Linked DNA regions of Homo sapiens: region 2 is linked to region 1. Evidence: read pairs that join two places in POLR2A ChIA-PET (ENCODE). Cell type or tissue: OCI-LY7. All regions are shown on one strand.

Region 1 (4,000 bases):
CCTGACCTCAGGTGATCCACCTGTCTCAGCCTCCCAAAGTGCTGGGATTATAGGCGTGAGCTACCGCGCCCGGCCGGTAGCCTACTAATTTATTTATTTATTTATTTATTTTTTCTGAGACGGAGTCTCACTCTGTCGTCCAGGCTGGAGTGCAGTGGCACGATCTCGGCTCACCGCAAGCTCCACCTCCCGGGTTCAAGCAATTCTCCTGCCTCAGCCTCCCGAGTAGCTGGGATTACAGGCGCCCGCCACCACGCCCAGCTAATTTTTGTATTTTTAGTAGAGACGGGGTTTCACCATGTTGGTCAGGCTGGTCTCGAACCCCTGACCTCGTGATCCACCTGCCTCGGCCTCCCAAAGTGCTAGGATTACAGGCGTGAGCCACCGCTCCCGGCCAGCCTACTAATTTAAACAATTAATGTTCAAGCTATCTCTGAATTAATACCTGAACTAAAAGCTGAATTTCTTCCAAGTCCCAGGTTCTCAGCCCATCGTAAAAGCTCATTACAATGAGATTCCCCTCAGAAAGAGCTAAAACCAATCACTGGTTTCTCCCGTCCCAACAGGGCAGAAAGCATTACAAGCCGGGCTGCTTCCAGGAGGTGGCCCATCCTGCAGCGGCCAGCTCAACACACTCTGGCCCTTCCCTGATGTGTCCCCCTTGCCACAGGTCCGAGGCCCAGAGGCGGCCTGTGTTGTGGCTCTCCATCAGCCCTGACGCCGCGTCTCTGTCCCTGTGGACTCGGCCTTTCCCAGTGGGAACCCTGCCTTCCCGTGTCCACCTTCCAATCCTCGTCCACCACCCGTCTCCAGGGCCAGCACCCAAGCGTTTGGGGTTTCCAGGCACAGGTGGCCTGGCCCTACACAGAGCCCGCATCCTCTTTGCGCAGGACACTTGAAGTCTGCTGGAACCCCCGGATGTGGGGCCCTCTGACCCCAGATGAGGGCGTCAGTGATGCTGCGGTGCTGCACCTGCCCGACCCCTGCACCTGACCCGGGGCCTCTTCTCCATCCCTCAGCCACAGCCCAGAACGTCTGGACACTGGGCCCAGCGAGCAGCGACCAAACTCATTTCAAGTCTCTCTTTTTTTCTCTAAAATCAATGCTGTTCCAAAGATAAACCCTCTAACGCAGCCATGTCTGCCTAGAGAAATCCTCAAACCATATCCTTTCATAGCTATGTTCAAATTCAATTTGTGAGAAGACTCTTCTTTTCATAAGCCCATTGATGGAGCCATTTTGTTTCAGTCTTTGCAGTTTTTTTTGTTTTTGTTTTTGTTTTTTACCTTATCTCCCATCTGTGTGTTTGCTCTTTCGTTATTTACCGTTTCTCCTTCTCTGTGTTACCTTACGTTTTGGTCCACGAGAAACTAAGAAACATTTTTGACATCAGCAGTGTTAGCGTTAGGATAATACAATTCAAGCTCACTGCACTTAGCTGATTAACTTACCATGTACTCTGTCCATCAAAATATAATAAAGATATACAAAGCTTCTAGAACAAAGCCCGTCAGAATGTTCACTGAGTGAGTCAGAAAACAGGGACAAAAAGATAATTTTAACCTTCTAAAAAACAAGAACAAAAAAGGGAGAAGTCAAATGCCACACCATTCTCTACACTTGGAGCTGCATAATGAGTAAATATTTTAGGAATCTGTTTTAAGTCATCTACCACCTGCTTAATTCTATTTTAGTAAGTGGCATAACCGCCTTCACAAGCGAGGATCTGTTGATGGTGCAAATATTGATTCAATACAATGTACAGACGTATTCATCTCTCAGCCCAGCTTTTGAGAAATCTGTCTTATGTTGAGTTAAAACACCGGAAAGCCAAAAAGCAGACTGGCGGTCCCCGGGGCAGAGGGGAGGGGCAGGGCGAATGGCCACTGGACAGCACAGGGCTCCTGGAAGTGGCCGGTGCTGACGCTGCAGTGTGGTGGTGATTCAACGCCGCTTTACACCTGCACCGTAAAATGCTCACATCTGACTTTAAGTGTGTGGTTTTTGTGAAAGCAGCTCCCTTTCTGCGTTTTTTTTTTTTTTTTTTTTTGAGACGGAGTCTCGCTCTGTCGCCCAGGCTGGAGTGCAGTGGCGCCATCTCGGCTCACTGCAAGCTCCGCCTCCCAGGTTCACACCATTCTCCTGCCTCAGCCTCCCAGGTAGCTGGGACTACAGGCACCTGCCACCACGCCTGGCTAATTTTTTTGTATTTTTAGTAGAGACGGGGTTTCACCGTGTTAGCCAGGATAGTCTCGATCTCCTGACCTCGTGATCCACCTGCCTCGGCCTCCCAAAGTGCTGGGATGACAGGCGTGAACCACTGAGCAGCTCCCTTTCTGAACAGTCAGGAGCAGCTCGCGCCCACCAGCAACCACCTTCTCCGGTAGCCTGAAGGACACCACAAGCCTTATTATTATTATTATTATTATTTTATTTTATTTTATTTTTTGAGATGGAGTCTTGCTCTGTCGCCCAGGCTGGAGTGCAGTGGCGCAATCTCGGCTCACTGCAAGCTCCGCCTCCTGGGTTCACGCCATTCTCCTGCCTCAGCCTCCCGAGTAGCTGGGACTACAGGTGCCTGCCACCACGCCCAGCTAATTTTTTGTATTTTTAGTAGAGACAGGGTTTCACTGTGTTAGCCAGGATGGTCTCGATCTCCTGATCTTGTGATCCGCCTTGGCCTCCCAAAGTGCTGGGATCACAGGTGGGAGCCACTGCGCCCGGCCGCCACAAGCCTTATTTATTTAAATCACCTTTGTCTTAGGACACTAAACTCCCAAAAGGTGAGGCCTGGGACCAGCATCAGGCTGGACAAGTGCTGCAGAGGCCACGCCAACCCTGTGCGGCCACTGCTGCCCCGCCCAGTCACTAAGCACCTGCAGGTCACCGAGCACAGGGCAGGGGGCAGCCTCCACCAAGCACAGGGCAGGGGCCAGCTTCCACTGAGCTGTCACCACCACAGGACACCTGGAAACACGAAGGAACACGGCCCAGAAGCAGTGTCCTGGAGCGTGGCAGCTGCTGCCCGAGCAGGCTGCGGGGTGAACGCAGTCGTGGGAGGCTCACGAAGAGACATCGTCTTGGGGAAGGGGGATCAAGGCAGCCACAGTGGCTGTGGGAGGGACAGAGGGGCCAGATCCCAGAGCTCCCCTCACAACCCATCAGAGTGGTGGATTCCCTGAGGCTGGTTGTGGGGCTGGACATCTTGTGACCACAACTCCCAGGGCCTGAGAAGGGGGCAGCTGTCCTCGGGCTGGCCCGTCCTGCTCAGACCGGAGGCCTGGCAGGGTTCGAGGGCTCAACTCAGGCGGGCCCGGGCTCTCAGGGTGGGGTGACCTCTGTCACGGAGGTCTCATGCAGCCTTGGACCCCACACTGGGGCCTGGGTCTCTCCTAGGTTCCCATACACCCAGGGGAGTGGCCATAGGATCCAGTCCTGCCCTGGCCCTGGGTCGCAGGCAGGAGCCCCACCCACCTTGGCCACGACCTGCCAAAGAGGGGTGTGGGCTCTGGGCGGGGCCGCTCGGGGGACGGGACGGCAGTTCCCCCACGTGTGTGAGCTTCTCAACTCAAAGTCCTGGCTGGAGGCTGGAGGGTTCCAGGAGGCCACCCCACCAAGGCTGCCTGACACTCTTTGCTTCTGAAGTTAAAAAAAATATCGCATATGAAAAAGCTTATTTAAAATCAAGTCATTCATGCTTGGTACTAAATATTTACCACTACAATCTTATCACCCATGGACAACTACGATTAATATTTCAGTGTAGTTCATTTCACTGTTTATGTATATATATGATTTTCTTTCTACCTAGTAGTAATACCTATAATGATATATGTAATTTTAACATTTTTCATATGAAGTATTGATACAAATGTTTTAATTCTAAAATATAATTTCTGGGCCAGGCACGGTGGCTCACGCCTTTAATCCCAGCACTTTGGAAGGCTGAGGCAGTTGCATCACAAGGTCAGGGGTTTGAGACCAGCCTGGATAACATGGT
Region 2 (4,000 bases), 93 kb before region 1:
CCCGTCTCTACTAAAAATACAAAAAAATTAGCCGGGCGCGGTGGCGCGCGCCTGTAATCCCAGCTACTCGGGAGCCTGAGGCAGGAGAATCGCTTGAACCCGGAAAGGCAGAGATTGCAGTGAGCCGAGATTGCGCCACTTCGTTCTAGCCTGGGCAAAACAGCGAAACTCCGTCTCAAAACAAAAATACACTACTTTTTAGCTGCTTAAGTTCGAGTTGACTTATACAGTGTTAATTTGCCTGAGTTTAAATACTTATTTTTAGCTTCACTAATACTGTTTTTAACAAAAAAAAAAATGAGCGTAACGTAAGTCTTAAATGCCCACGGACCTGCTCGCTGCCGGCTCCACCGTCAGTGCACGGGAGCTGCTTAGAGAGGGCAGCTGGCTCCGCCCCACAGCCGTGCCGCGTATGTGGGTGAGGGCCCGTGACGGCCCTGTCCCACACAGGCTGAGTCTGTCTACCCGAGTGTCCCGCTCAGTTCACAGGCGTAGGCGTGCAGAGACGTAGAACTTACACAACAGTACTTGGTTGTCAGGAGACAAATGACACCCCCTTTGCAAAGTGCACTTATTAAAACAGCAAGTGCTTTCTGAGTGCGTCAGCTGTAACCATGCAATGTCTTCTTCTCGGTGACACAGGAGTGCCCCAGCCTCTCCCAATCACGCGGGAGTGCTGTCTGCTCACTCTAGTGGCGCCCAGACCCCTGAGAGCCTGTCGAGGGAAGGTTCGCCGGCCCCCCTGGAGCCTGAGCCTGGCGCTGCACAGCCCAAACTCGCTGTCATCCAGGAAGCCCGGTTTGCCCAGAGCGCCCCAGGTGAGACAGCGGGAGAGGAAGCGAGGGCCCCAACAGCGTGAGCCAGACGCGGACGCCTGGGCTCCACAGAGAAGAAACAGCCGGACTGGAGGCCTGCCTGTCCCTCTGTACCTTATACTAGTACCTGATTTTATAGGCCTTGGAAAACTAATAGCACTGGGAGTGTTTTTTAAAAATCAATGAAGGTTCTTTAAACGACACTGAGTAGATGCCTGAAATAACTTAGAATTAACCTGTTTCTTAGTTTGTCATTCAAAAATCCATGAAACAGCCCCCGCACCCCCACCCCCCGCAAAAAAATCAAAACAAAACAAAAACCCATGAAGTAGACAAACTAGACACTGGAAGCAAAAACATGTCCTTTTTTTTTTTTTTTTTTTTTTTTTGAGACAGAGTCTCACTTTGTCACCAGGCTGGAATCTTGGCTCGTTGCAACCTCTGCCTCCCAGGTTCAAAGAATTCTCCTGCCTCAGCTTCCCGAGTAGCTGGGACTACAGGCACACACCACCACACCCAGCTGCTAATTTTTGTATTTTTAGTAGAGACAGGGTTTCACCATGTTGGCCAGGATGGTCTCAATCTCTTGACCTCGTGACCTCATGATCCACCTGCCTTGGCCTCCCAAAGTGCTGGGCGTACAGGCGTGAGCCACCACGCCCAGCCTAACATGTCCATTTTAAGGAATAGGTAAAACAGTTTGCAGTTTACTTAGTCATAATGTGGAATAAAAATGTGTGCCCTGGGGAATTAAACAAACAAACATAGTGTGGAAATGTGTCCAAACTGTCTGTTACAGTTGACAGAAAGTGAATTGGGTCATTTGGGATTCCTGGCCCTGCCGGGCCAGAGAACAGCCCTCCCCTGCCCACTGGCGGTGGCCCCTGACAGCCATGTCTCCCTCTCTTTGCTCTAAGCCCCCAAACCATGGCAGAGGCCCCTGACAGCCGTGTCTCTCTCTCTGCTCTAAGCCCCCAAACCACAAAGGGCAGAGGCTGGGTGCCAGAGGCTCTGTGACAGCCCCACTCTGTTTTTGAACTTTCTGCTTCCCTTCCACTCGTTACAGGAGGAAGATGTTGATCCTAGGTGAGTGTGGCCCTCGTCTTTCTGGCCTACAGGGGCAGTTTCTTCTTTTTTTTTTTTTGTTCGTTTGTCTTGAGACAAGGTCTTGCTCTGTCACTCATGCTGGAGTACAGTGACGTGTTCTTGGCTCACTGCAGTCTCCACCTTCCAGGCTCAAGCAATCCGCCCTCCTCAGTCTCCTAAATAGCTGGGGCTGTAGGCGCACAGTAACATGCCCGGTTAATATTTGTCGTAGAGACAGGGTCTCCCTATGCCCAGGCTGATCTCAAACTCCTCCCACCTCAGCCTCCCAAAGTGCTGGGATTACAGGCGTGAGCCACTGCGCCCGGCCCAGTTTCCTCTTTTATTGAGTATTGACATTTTCTTTTTTATAAAGAACTGTGGGAAGAGGGGTTACCAGATATCTAAATAGAGCCAAAATTGCATTTTTAGCAGTTAGAGATAGGAATTAAATACCCCTTTTAAAATACTACACCTCCCTCATTATTAGTAACTTTACTATTGTGAGGTGAAATAGGGCCATATCCTATATTTTAAATTAAAGTTTGTATGTTGCTTGTCAGTGCTGAGTGTGAGAACCTTTGTTTGTAGAAGTCAGTATCTGTAAGTGTCAGTCCTGCTGTGTCTTTCACCAGGGTCACCTCTGTCCAGTCAGCCAGTCTTAATCACCGTCCAGCGGCAGCTACCACAGGCCATCAAGCCTGTCACCTACACTGTGGCCACCCCAGTGACCACCTCGACCTCCCAGCCACCCGTCGTGCAGACGGTTCACGTCGTCCACCAGATCCCAGCGGTGTCGGTCACCAGTGTGGCCGGACTGGCCCCAGCGAACACGTACACTGTCTCTGGACAAGCTGTGGTCACCCCGGCAGCCGTGCTGGCCCCTCCTAAGGCAGAGGCCCAGGAGAATGGAGACCACAGGGAAGTCAAAGGTAGGCGGAGGGGAAAGGAGGAGAGGGGAGACCACAGGGAGGTGAAAGGTGGGCCGGGGGGGGAAAGGAGGAGAGGGGAGACCACAGGGAGGTCAAAGGTGGGCCGGGGGGGAAAGGAGGAGAGGGGAGACCACAGGGAGGTCAAAGGTAGGCGGAGGGGAAAGGAGGAGAGGGGAGACCACAGGGAGGTGAAAGGTGGGCGGGGGGGAAAGGAGGAGAGGGGAGACCACAGGGAGGTCAAAGGTGGGCCGGGGGGGGAAAGGAGGAGAGGGGAGACCACAGGGAGGTCAAAGGTGGGCCGGGGGGGAAAGGAGGAGAGGGGAGACCACAGGGAGGTCAAAGGTAGGCGGAGGGGAAAGGAGGAGAGGCTGCCCCATCAGCCTCACACTCTGGGAAGTCCATAAGATTTGCTCATCCTTGGCCAGGTACAGTGGCTCACACCTGTAATCCCAGCACTATGGGGGGCTGAGACGGTCGGATCACCTGAGGTTAGGAGTTGGAGACCAGCCTGACCAACACGGAGAAACCCTGTCTCTACTAAAAATACAAAATCAGCTGGGCATGGTGGCGGGTGCCTGTAATCCCAGCTACTCGGGAGGCTGAGGCGGGAGAATCACTTGAACCCGGAAGGTGGAGGTTGCAGTGAGCTGAGATTGCGCCATTGGACTCCAGCTTGGGTAACGAGCGAAACTCCATCTCAAAAAACAAAAAAAAGATTTGCTCATCTTTTTCTAATTTGCTGTTTGTTTTAGAGACATTTTCTAGCAGGTGTGATAGCTATCTGGTTATTATGTTTTAAACTGGCAAGATTTTTATTTGCTTTCCAGTAATATTAATGTCGTTTCTTTTCCTTTAATTTCAGTGAAAGTAGAGCCTATTCCCGCCATTGGCCACGCCACGCTCGGCACTGCCAGCCGGATCATTCAGACGGCACAGACCACCCCGGTCCAGACGGTGACCATAGTACAACAGGCACCTCTAGGTCAACACCAGCTACCAATAAAAACTGTAACACAAAACGGCACTCACGTGGCATCAGTCCCCACTGCGGTCCACGGCCAGGTGAACAATGGTAAGACATGCTGGTCGGTGGCTCCCCGTGGCTGTGGGTACTGGGAGCAGAGCCCCTTCTCACTCGTGGTTTCGGTTCTGACTGTAACAATTTTAGCT

What was found. Peaks named below come from ENCODE experiments on the same cell type or tissue, not always from the same donor. Only the 100,000 strongest peaks of a DNase experiment are listed, where the experiment ranks them.
Region 2: POLR2A ChIA-PET joins it to region 1 with 5 read pairs; 3 of 35 experiments call an interaction of 5 or more read pairs at or near these places.

What each region holds. Positions count from the first base shown.
Region 1 is chr17:82,676,851-82,680,850 of GRCh38, forward strand. The region is part of intron 1 of RAB40B (RAB40B, member RAS oncogene family); the gene reads right to left. Among named protein-coding and RNA genes, the nearest start is that of MIR4525, 11 kb to the left of the region's middle. RefSeq lists enhancers at 2,860-3,385, 3,386-3,910. In OCI-LY7, CTCF peaks have their summits at 967, 1,176 and 2,875; DNase peaks (open chromatin) are centred at 931, 1,841 and 2,360; H3K4me3 peaks cover 1,909 bases; H3K27ac peaks cover 3,460 bases.
Region 2 is chr17:82,583,371-82,587,370 of GRCh38, forward strand. FOXK2 (forkhead box K2) reads left to right here. Exons shown (of 9, transcript NM_004514.4): 6 at 643-818; 7 at 2,534-2,830; 8 at 3,693-3,902. FOXK2-AS1 (FOXK2 antisense RNA 1) reads right to left here. Exons shown (of 3, transcript XR_001753132.3): 2 at 3,860-4,000. Among named protein-coding and RNA genes, the nearest start is that of FOXK2-AS1, 3.1 kb to the right of the region's middle. In OCI-LY7, no CTCF peak of the experiment used is centred here; no DNase peak of the experiment used is centred here.